2 separate regions of the Homo sapiens genome follow, and region 1 is linked to region 2. The links are chromatin contacts, found by Hi-C or POLR2A ChIA-PET in ENCODE. All regions are on one chromosome and are shown on one strand. Each heading gives the region's core, a stretch centred on a gene start or an enhancer-like site at or near the end of the contact. The rest is flanking DNA. Distances are from core to core; before and after follow the strand shown.

Region 1 (4,960 bases), core at 172-2,671, 71 kb before region 2:
GACAACAGCTCAAAAAAAAAAAAAATTCAGGCTGGGCGCGGGTGGCTCATGCCTGTAATCCCAGCACTTTGGGAGACCGAGGAAGGCAGATCACTTGGGATGAGGAGTTCGAGACCAGCCTGACCAACATGGTGAAACCTCATCTCTACTAAAAATACAAAAATTAGCTGGGTGTGGTGGCGCCGCCTATAATCCCAAGCTACTCAGGAGACTGAGGCAGGAGAATTGCTTGAGCCCAGGTGGTGGAGAGGTTGCAGTAAGCCGAGATCGGGCCACTACACTGCAGCCTGGGCAACACAGTAACTTTGTCTCAAAAAAAAAAAAGTTTTTTAAGTTCCAAACTAGCATATACAGTATGATTCCATTTTGAATTTGTACTTACTATAATTCATAGAAAGGGTCTGGAAGACTCCTACAAAGTATTCACATTGGTTGTCCTTAAATGGGTAGGATTTGGAGGTTTTGTGTTTTGGGGGTTTTTTTGGCCTTCATTTTCTAAAGCAAAAATAATTGCTTTTTTAATGGGAACTAAATTATTTAAAATTGTATAAATCTATCACAGTAACAAATAAATTACATATAATTGTAAAGAGTTTACCACCTGTCAGCTGTGAAAGTTGATCATATAAATCGGGTCACTTTTGTCATACCAGTTAAAGAGTGGAGAGGCCAGAGGGAAAAAACATTCAGGTCACAAATATCACTTGAAAAATATAATTCTCTACAGGCCTGGCTGCTGAAACTGCCTGCTAACACTTAAAACCAATTTAATCTAAAGGCTACTAAGACAGTCTGCTACAATTCTAAGACTAATTTTACCCACCACCGTCACTCAGCAATCAGTTTGCCAACCCCACCAAAACATTAATAGTGCCAATAAACTCTCTTGGAGACCAATACGTAACATTTCTCCTTCTTATAAAGTCTCTAACCTCTTCACTCTTCAGACATCCCGAAGACCACCCCAGTCTACATATATGCCCCAAATTACTATTTTCTTCCCAAATAAAGCATTCTAATTTCAAAGATTCATCTCTATATTCTGACTTAACAGCTTTTAACACTTAATGCTGTTTTTTAGTTGACAAATAAAAATTATATTTATAGTATAAAACATGTTTTGAAATATATATACATTGTGGAATGGTTAAATAAAGCTAACATGTACCCTTCGGCTTTTTAAAAACTAACGTCCAATTCATCCAATTCCGTGAGAGTAAAGCCTTTGCTTAGCTTTCCAGTCCTGTTAAACGGGGGGGAAACAACAAAAGGGTCCTCAGGGCCCTGCCCAACAATACGCCACATTCTGTCTAGTAAAGCCACACAGCCAGAAAACGCCAGGTGACTGGCAGGCAGATACTTCCGGAAGAAGTCGGCCCTCCGAACCCGGAAGTGAAGCGATAAGACGCACGGTGTTCTGGGAGGAGTTACGCAGGCAGGGTTGTGGTTGCTGGCTGTTACCAGGACAACCGGAGGCGATTGACCGTTATCTGCGGTTTGGAGCCGTTAGCGGGAGAGGCAGAGATATTCAGAGGTCTTTTAGGATGCGCTAAAGGGTCGTGAGGGCTCTCTTAAAATTTTCTTCACAAGCGGTTATCCAGTCGTGCCCCGCGGCCCTGCTGCTGGCCCCGGGGATCTGAGTCGTACCCTCTTGTTTTTCTCTGAGTCAGTCTTAAGGTGAAATGAAGTGTGGCCCAGTGGCTCCTCACTGTCGCTTCTCTAGTTTTCTGCCTCCTTTTAGAAAATGTAAGTTGAGAATTTCTAATTTACATCGGGATGTGTTCTAATGCGCTTGTTTTTAAAACTGTGGAAAATTTTTAAAAGAAAATAAATCTCACCAGTCATCCAGCTACCCAGAAGTAACATTTTCATGCATTACCTATTAATTTTTTTCTCTGCATATTTTTTCATAGTTGAGATAATTTAGGGAAAACCATTTTGTGTCCTTCATATATGGATGAATACAATATAATTTTGGTATTAATATCATAGCAACAAAGAAGGCATTGAAGGCTTTAAATCTGTTTACAGTGAATTGAAAAGACAGGATGAAGTGGACACAGCATGTGAAGACAATTCTTTCAAGAAGTTTGGCTGTCAAGGAAAACAGAGAATGTGAGTAGCCAAAGCAGAATGACAGTGAAAGAAAGAAATTGGGAGCCAGACAATACAGCCCGACAGTTTACGCCTGTACGGATGTACCTCTTTCACAAAAGATTGAGTATGCTTGGGGAAAAAAAATACACACTATAATAGGAGAAAATGATGAAGAGAAACTGAGGTAAAGGTAATTGGAAAACAAAATAAAGCCAGGGGTATATTAATACCCCAAAACTTCATACCAAAAGGTCCGTGTATTTACTAGAGGGGTGCCACAAATTGGGCTCTGAGGTTCCTAGCAATTAAACCAAAGGGAAAATATAAGTTTAACATGATCCGTATGAGGGAGGAGGCCTAATGGCATATTATAGAATCCTGTTACACATTAGCTGTATGAAATTGATTGGGTAATGTAAGCTCTTTAGACCTCATTTCTCCGTCTCTTAAAGAGTGGGGAGAGGAAGCAGGAGACTGTTAGACGAGTTGATCTTTTAATATCTCTTCCACTACTGACAGTCTATGATCATATAGGCCAGAGACGGCAAACTCAGATGCCTAAATTAGGGACTAAGAAAGTTTCATAAGTGAGGAAATGGACTGAATGTGACAAAAGCAAGGAGTGATAGAGATTGGAATGTTAGAGTTGATTGAGCTGTCCCATCTAAAACTCCAGCCAATTCTTGCAAAAATAAGGACTCAGTGTTGCCTGATTTTTCAGGAGAAACAGGAAAATCATATTTTTGATAATATTATACAAAACAAAACACCTCTACTAGCTAGATACAATTTGTGGGTCACTAATTTTCAACCTCTGCTATAGGTGAAAGGACCTCAACAAGAGGGATAATTGCTTGAATTAAAGAATTAAATATGAAAAAGAGGAAGAAGTCAAAAAGAATACCAAGATTTCCCCTTGGTAATAAGAAGGAGTTAGTAACATTGATACTAAAATCAGCAGAAGGTTTGGGGAGAGAAGGTGCTTTATTGTGAGTTTCTTGAACATGGGGCAAACTTATTTATGTGTATCCATAGCACATGAATCCAATTCAGCTGCTGGATTTGAGAAATCTGTGGGATTTATCAGGGGAAAGGGCGCAGGAATGTAGGTCAGGAGTTTGGGGAAAGAAGATGAAAAAGGAGTTTAAGATGTAAGATTCATTCTTTCAATAAAGTTTTATTGATTATATATCACAATATGTATTTTCACGAGACTCTAAACTGTCTGAGGGCAGAAAGCACGGGGTTTTTTTTAACCACTTACCCAGCTCCTAGCACAATACATAGTCAGTGCTTATGTATGTTGAAAAAACAAATGAAAAAATACAAAACACTGTGCTTTACAGTATAGGAGATGCAGAGTTGAATTAGAAAATCTTAAGGGAACAAGAAACACTGGGGTCTGCTTGAGGGTGGAGGGTGGGAGCATGCAGAGGAGCAGAAAAAATAACTATTGGGTACTAGGCTTAATACGTGGGTGATGAAATAATCTTTACAACAAACCTTCATGTGTACCCCCAAACCTAAAATAAAAGTTTAAAAAGAAGAAAATCTTCTTAAAGAAGTTTATAGAGCAGGGGCCCCATCTCCTTAAAAAAAAAAAAAAAGAAAAAGGAAAAGCGACTTTATAGGCCAGAAAGTAAGACAAGTCTTAACACATAAGGAGCTAATGCAAGTTTTAAAGTAGTGCCATTAAAAAAAAAAAAGTACCATGGGATTCAGAAGGGAAAGATCTTTTTAGAAGAAGTTAAGAAGTTAAGCTCTGTCTTTCTAGATAGTGGACAGTTAGGATTAGATCACACAGGTGTTGGGAGAGGAACTGATCAGAAGCAGTTAAATAGAAGATGTAGGCTGGGTGTGGTGGCTCACACCTGTAATCCCAGCACTTTGGGAGGCTGAGGTACGTGGATCACTTGAGGTCAGGAGTTTGAGACCAGCCTGGCCAACATGACAAAACCCCGTCTCTACCAAAAATACAAAAATTAGCCGGGTGTGGTGGCGCACACCTGTAATCCCAGCTACATGGGAGGCTGAAGCAAGAGAATCACTTGAGCAGGGGAGGCAGCCACTGCCCTCCAGCCCGGGCAGCAGAGTGAGACTCTTGTCTCAAAAAAAAAAAAAAAAAAAAAAGTGTATACCCTTCTTTTGAAAGTATTTGAAACTGCCAAAAAAAAAAAAAAAAGAGTGAATAGTGAAACAGTTTGAAGCCAGAACCTTGAGAATCACCCACATATAAAGAAGGTGAAGAAGAAAAACCAACAAAGTAAACAGAGAAAAAGTCATCAGAAAGCTAAGAGAAACATCAGGAGAGTGGGTTTCATAGGAACTAAGATTCCGGGTTTCAAGAAGGAAAGTTCTGTCAATATTGTCAAATACTACAGAGACAGCAAGCCATCAAGGAGGGTCCAAGTTCATTGGATTTGATGATTAAGGAAATCACTGATGACTTTAAACAATTGGCCAATGAATATAAGAAGAGGAGGTATAAAAAGCAGTAGAATTGAAAGGCTTGTTGATTTGTTTAGGGAGGTGGGGAATGGGGTTCCTTAGGAGCAGGGGAAAAAAATAAAAGACAAGATTAAGCTGCAAAACAGGACAAATTTATGAAGCAAGATTTTGGAGAATCTAAGCAGTGATGAGATCAAGAAATGGAGGAAGAGTAACATCAAGAATAAGCATTATAATTCTAACAAATATTGTTCAATTACAAGTAACTTTTTAATGTCTATCATCATGTTTTCTTGCCCAATGGCCTGGTTTCTTTTCACCTTTAGCCCTAAAATAACTTCATAATCTAAAAAATAGTATTAGAACTTCAACTTAGTAATATTTCCTAATGTTGCTTTTAAATCCTCTTTTTATA
Region 2 (5,061 bases), core at 1,567-4,066:
ATTGACTGTCCTTTGTTCCAGATTATCATTTTCAGGATATAGTGTACAGCCTTGGAAGATCTACAATGTCTCCCTCCCAAAGGGGCAGGCATGCTGCCCCTTATAAAATATACGTGGACGGGCCGGGCACGGAGGCTCACGCCTGTAATCCCAGCACTTTGGGAGGCCGAGGCCGGCGGATCACGAGGTCAGGAGATCGAGACCATCCTGGATAACACGGTGAAACCCTGTCTCTACTAAAAAGACAAAAAAATAGCCGGGCGTGGTGGCAGGCGCCTGTAGTCCCAGCTACTCGGGAGGCTGAGGCAGGAGAATGGCGTGAACCCGGGAGGCGGAGTTTGCAGTGAGCCGAGATCGCGCCACTGCACTCCAGCCTGGGCGACAAAACGAGACTCCGTCTCAAAAAAAAAAAAAAGTATATATATACATGGACCATTCTAAAAAATCTGGGTTCCCTAAGTTCAGGGTTCCTGTCTTGAAATGCAATCCACTGTGTGTGCAGGCATCACCAGGCCCTTTCTGCAAAATCCTGTGGGAATTAGAGCTGATACTCTTGCTACTGCTGTTGCTGTGAATAATAAACTGTCCTTCATCTCTGACCTAGGAGTCTGGGCTTCTATCACAAGCTATGACACTGGTGGGCTAATTTGTTAGCTTGTAAGTAGGATAAAATCTCAGACCCTTTACAGTTCCTGACAGTGTTCAGCTAAGAATCGGGGTTTCTGCAGGAGTAGTTACTAGAAATCTACCATAGGCTTCTTCCCAGCTACTTGAGTTGGCCATACAGGTGTTTCCAGGTATCTGGATCCCTCCCACAACCAAACAGAAGGGAGTGCCTTCAGGTAAAACTCTAGTCACTTCCAAAATTATAGCAGGTCTCAAAATGCCTAAAGACAGTAGGAGTCGGCCACGCACAGTGGCTCACACCTATAATTCCAGCACTTTGAGAGGCCAAGATAGGAGGATCACTTGAGCCCAGGAGTTCAAGACTAGCCTGGGCAAAATAGGGAGACCCTGTCTCTTCCAAACAAACAAAAAAAAAGAAAGAAAATTAGCTAGGCATGGTGGCACATGCCTATAGTCCTAGCTTCTCAGGAAGCTGAGGTGGGAGGATCACTTGAGCTCAGGAGGTTGAGGCCGCAGTGAGCCATGATTACACCACTGTACTCCAGCCTGGGTGACAGGGTAAGACCCTATCTCAATTTAAAAATAAAAAGTAAAAAAAAAGACAGGGAGGTCATGCACCTGCTTACCTCCTTAGCTCTGAGTGTTCTCTAAAGAACCCCATGGACTTCCTTGTCTCCATCCAGTAGGACCAGGTGCAGGCCTTGGGATCCAGATTTATACCAGGTGCTACCAGAGCCAGCAGGCAGACCCAGCAGGAATCCCTTAAGAGCATTCTCAGGATATCCAGGGCTCGAGGTGTTTCCTGGGCCATCAGGACAAGGACAGGGAGGTCAATCCAGTGCCAGGGACTCTGCCTCCTGCCTCATTGCCAAGGGGAGAGACTCTACACAATGAAATCTGGATTACATACTAAAAGGCTTCAAACCCCTAAATGCAAGATGATGGCCCAGACTGAATCCTGAAACACAAAAAGGACAGGAGTGGAAACATGTGAAATCCAAATAAAGTCTGTAGTTTGGTTAATAGCATTGTTCCAATGTTAATTCTTCATTTTGACAAACGTACCATGGTTAGGTAAGATACTAATTTTGGGGGAAGCGGGGTGAAGAGTACATGGGAATTCTCTACACTATTGTTGCAACTTTTATGTACATCTAACAATTTTCCAAAATAAAAAGTATACTAAAATAAAATAAAGCTAAAAAAATTCAAGACCTAAGCTCAAGATTTAAGAGGCAGGAAAAGAAAAATATGAAGGGTGGGGCATGGTGGTGCATGCCTGTAATCCCAGCACTTTGGGAGGCCGAGGCAGGCAGATCACTTGAGTCCAGGAGTTCAATACCAGCCTGGCCAGCATGGTGAAACCCTGTTTCTACTAAAAATAAAAAAATTAGCCTGGCATGGCACGCACCTGTAGTCCCATCTACTCAAAGACTAAGGTGGGAGAATTGCTTGAACCCGGGAGTCGGAGGTTGCAGTGAGCCGAGATCATGCCACTGCACTCCAGGCTGGGGGACAGAACAAGACTCTGTCTCAAATATGTATGTATATATGTGTGTGTGAGTGTATATATGTATACATACATATATACACATACATCTATGCATACATACATGTATGCATACATACATGTATGCATACATATATATGTATGTATACACATACGTCTGTGTACACAGATGTATGTGTACATATATATATACACACACATACACACACACACATATGATTATTGTAAGTGTTTAAATTCAAAGAGCTGGGTTAGGTTAGGACCCCTCTTTTGGAGTTCACTATAAACTGTCCCCTTTTCATCGACAAAGAATTTCCAGGATTGGAGTAAAAATGGAAGCAAAGGAGCTCTCTGTATAGAGCGTCAGAGTGGGCGGTCAACCCGGACTAACGCCAACATCAAGGTCGGGTGAGGCCTGGCACCCGCTTGGTCTTTCGGCAATCCCGCCGGCGCTGCAGGAAGGGCAGGCTGGGGCCTGGGCTCTGCGGCCCCCCTCTCCGAGCTCGGCTCCCCGGGGAGGGTCTGGCGGCCGCGCTCCACTTAAACCCGGGGCGCTGCCAGAGGCCCCGGACACTCGGGCCGCGCCCCGCGAGGGCCCCAGCGCTGGCGGCCCCGCCTTGCCCGGCCAGCCGCCCTCGGAGGAAAAGCTGTTGCTCAACCCGGAGGAATGCGGGGCCGGCGCTCCGGCGGGGGAAGCGCGGGAGACTGCACGGCCGGCGGTGGCCGCAAACTTCGCCCCTCTGGACACTGCGGCTCCGGGCGGGAAAAGAGGGGCGGCCCCAGGCCGGGCCCCCAGCCCGGAGGTGGCCCAGCCAGAGCTCCCAACTTCGGGGCCGTTTAAAAACGGCGGCAGACGCAGGCCCGAGGGCCGAGGCAAGAACCTCCCACGGAAAGCTCCAAGGAGGCGGGGATTTCTGCCTCACTGTTGTGTTCGTGATTCATCTGCGGCGCCTGAAGAGTGTCTTGAACATAGTAGGCGCTCAGTAAACATTTTTGAAAGAATAACATAATCCCTCCCGGCCTCAGTTTCCTCCCGTCTACAGGAAGGGTTTGATCTCAGAGGGCCCTATCAACTCTGAAATTCTAGGATGCTGAGATTAAATCCCATGTGTACTACTGTGGTTTTGCTTTTAGTTTTTCGGGGACATTTTTAGTGCTACCCTTTATGATGTGCCAGGAGTGAATTTGACACCAGATGGCTTTTTTTTTTTTCTTAATAAGAAAGAAGACAAAGGGAGGGAGAAAAATATTTTCCAACTGGCAGTGCTGACAGCATTTTGGAAAAGAATCCAGGGAGGCAAAGAGGAGCTGTTTCAGCCTGATTCTGCCTTCTCCTGCACACTCTGCCACCCTGGCCTCCACCACAAACGAGGTAGATCTGAGTGGAGCTTTTTATGGATGAGGCAAAGGGAGCATCATTACAGAAGACTCCACCCCGAGTTAGCACTTGCTTTGTCCTCTGTGGCAGTCACAGCGAACTGGCCCCTGAGCCGCATGGTGGTGGATTCCAGCTATAGGCAGGGCTCTGGCTAAAGGCTGGATCTGGTGTTAATTAGAAGAACAGAGAGACACCTGGCAAATCAAAAGCTGGCGCTCCCTGCCTGGGGAACATGCAGGAAAAATAGCCAAAGTGGCAGTGCCTCTTCTGGAATTCCTCTTCTCTGGGATCCCAACTCCCTCTCATGGAAAGGCAGGGTGGAGAAGGGTTCCTTGCTCAAAATGACCTCTAGCTGAGTTTTTAATATGTCATGGCGCAGGGAAGGGAAATTCCTAGAATAAGACAATTTGGCAGTGTGCACAGGGGTGCCGACCAGGGATGCTGCAGGCAGTCTGCTTGGGTTCAAATCGTGGCTCCACTACTTACTAGTTGTTTGATAAGGATAAGTGACTTTATCTTTCTGTACCTTAGTTTCTCCAACTGTAAAATGGAATAATTAAAATTCCCACCAAAGGCAATTGTTGTGTGGACTGAATTAGATAATACAAGAAAAGTGACAGTGGTCTGCCTCTTCAAACAGACACTGGCACAAGGCAAGCACTCAATATTTTCTTATTTAAGTGACAGGACCCCCAAAACTAGAACCTTGTGCTGGACAGGTCTCAAAATGGCTGCCTGTGAAGAGCCCCACTGTGGTACTATCAACTTTGGGCAAAGAAGTCTCCATCCAGCTGACAGGTCCCTCCCTCCTCCTTCACATCCCCAGGAAACTGGAGGAAGGCCACACACGATGAGCAGAAATTATGTGTCAGGCTCCAACTTGATGGATCACCTCCAAAGGGATCTTGGAGGGAAGAAGGGAGTAGTGGGCAAGGAGAAGAGGACTGTTGGTGCCAGTTTGGGAGGCTGGGACTAATGCAGTAGATGGTATATAAACCAGTGCACTGTGTACCATAGGTGGCTTGTGATGGCCACCCATGGTCTATACCTCTGTTGAATGTCCTTGATTTTCTACTGATAAATTGTTTCAGATGCAGTGTTCTCGAATTTGACCAGCAAACTCCTTGAGGCCAAGTCTTGTCTTTCTGTCATGGTATCCACCCGACACAAACATGTCAAAGATGCTACTCACAAAGTAAAGACTTCAGAGGCGCTTATTGACTGGATGAGATGTTAAACAGGGGAGCAGATTGGAATTCCAGACTGCATGGGCAAGGGGAGACAGAGGCAGCTGGGCATGTAAGGATCAGAGGTGTGACTCATCTGCTGGCCCCAAGTATCCTCCCTCAAACCCACAGTAGAAAATCAAGTAGCAGATCTATTTATCAGTAGAAAATCAAGGACATCCAACCAAATTATAGACCATAGGTGGCCAGCACAAGCCACCTATGGTATATAATGCACTCCAAATATTCCACTCAAACCTCTCCAGCTTCCAGAAAGTCAGCAACACCAGGGTTCCCAACCTGTCCTGCCACAGGGGAGG

What was found. Hi-C counts contacts between places; a loop is a spot of excess contacts on that map. ChIA-PET counts read pairs that join two places held with the same protein, here RNA polymerase II (POLR2A). Pooled maps may share reads with other maps.
Region 1: a pooled map shows a loop between it and region 2 (3-fold over the local background). The contact joins the promoter of GIHCG here to the enhancer-like site in region 2. A Hi-C loop is called at or near these places in 6 of 50 pooled maps. POLR2A ChIA-PET finds 5 or more read pairs at or near these places in 7 of 52 experiments (HCT116, HEK293, HEK293T and 3 more).

The regions. Positions count from the first base shown.
Region 1 is chr12:57,932,625-57,937,584 of GRCh38, reverse strand. GIHCG (GIHCG inhibitor of miR-200b/200a/429 expression) reads left to right here and starts at 1,421. Exons shown (of 3, transcript NR_038269.1): 1 at 1,421-1,746; 2 at 2,032-2,115. RefSeq lists enhancers at 995-1,495, 1,496-1,996.
Region 2 is chr12:57,863,151-57,868,211 of GRCh38, reverse strand. No RefSeq gene overlaps it. Among named protein-coding and RNA genes, the nearest start is that of CTDSP2, 19 kb to the right of the region's middle. RefSeq lists a silencer at 2,637-2,996. Within about 2 kb of position 2,816, at least 34 of the 41 ENCODE cell types and tissues checked have a DNase peak (open chromatin) inside an H3K27ac peak, as active enhancers do; they include HCT116, where a contact is called at or near this core.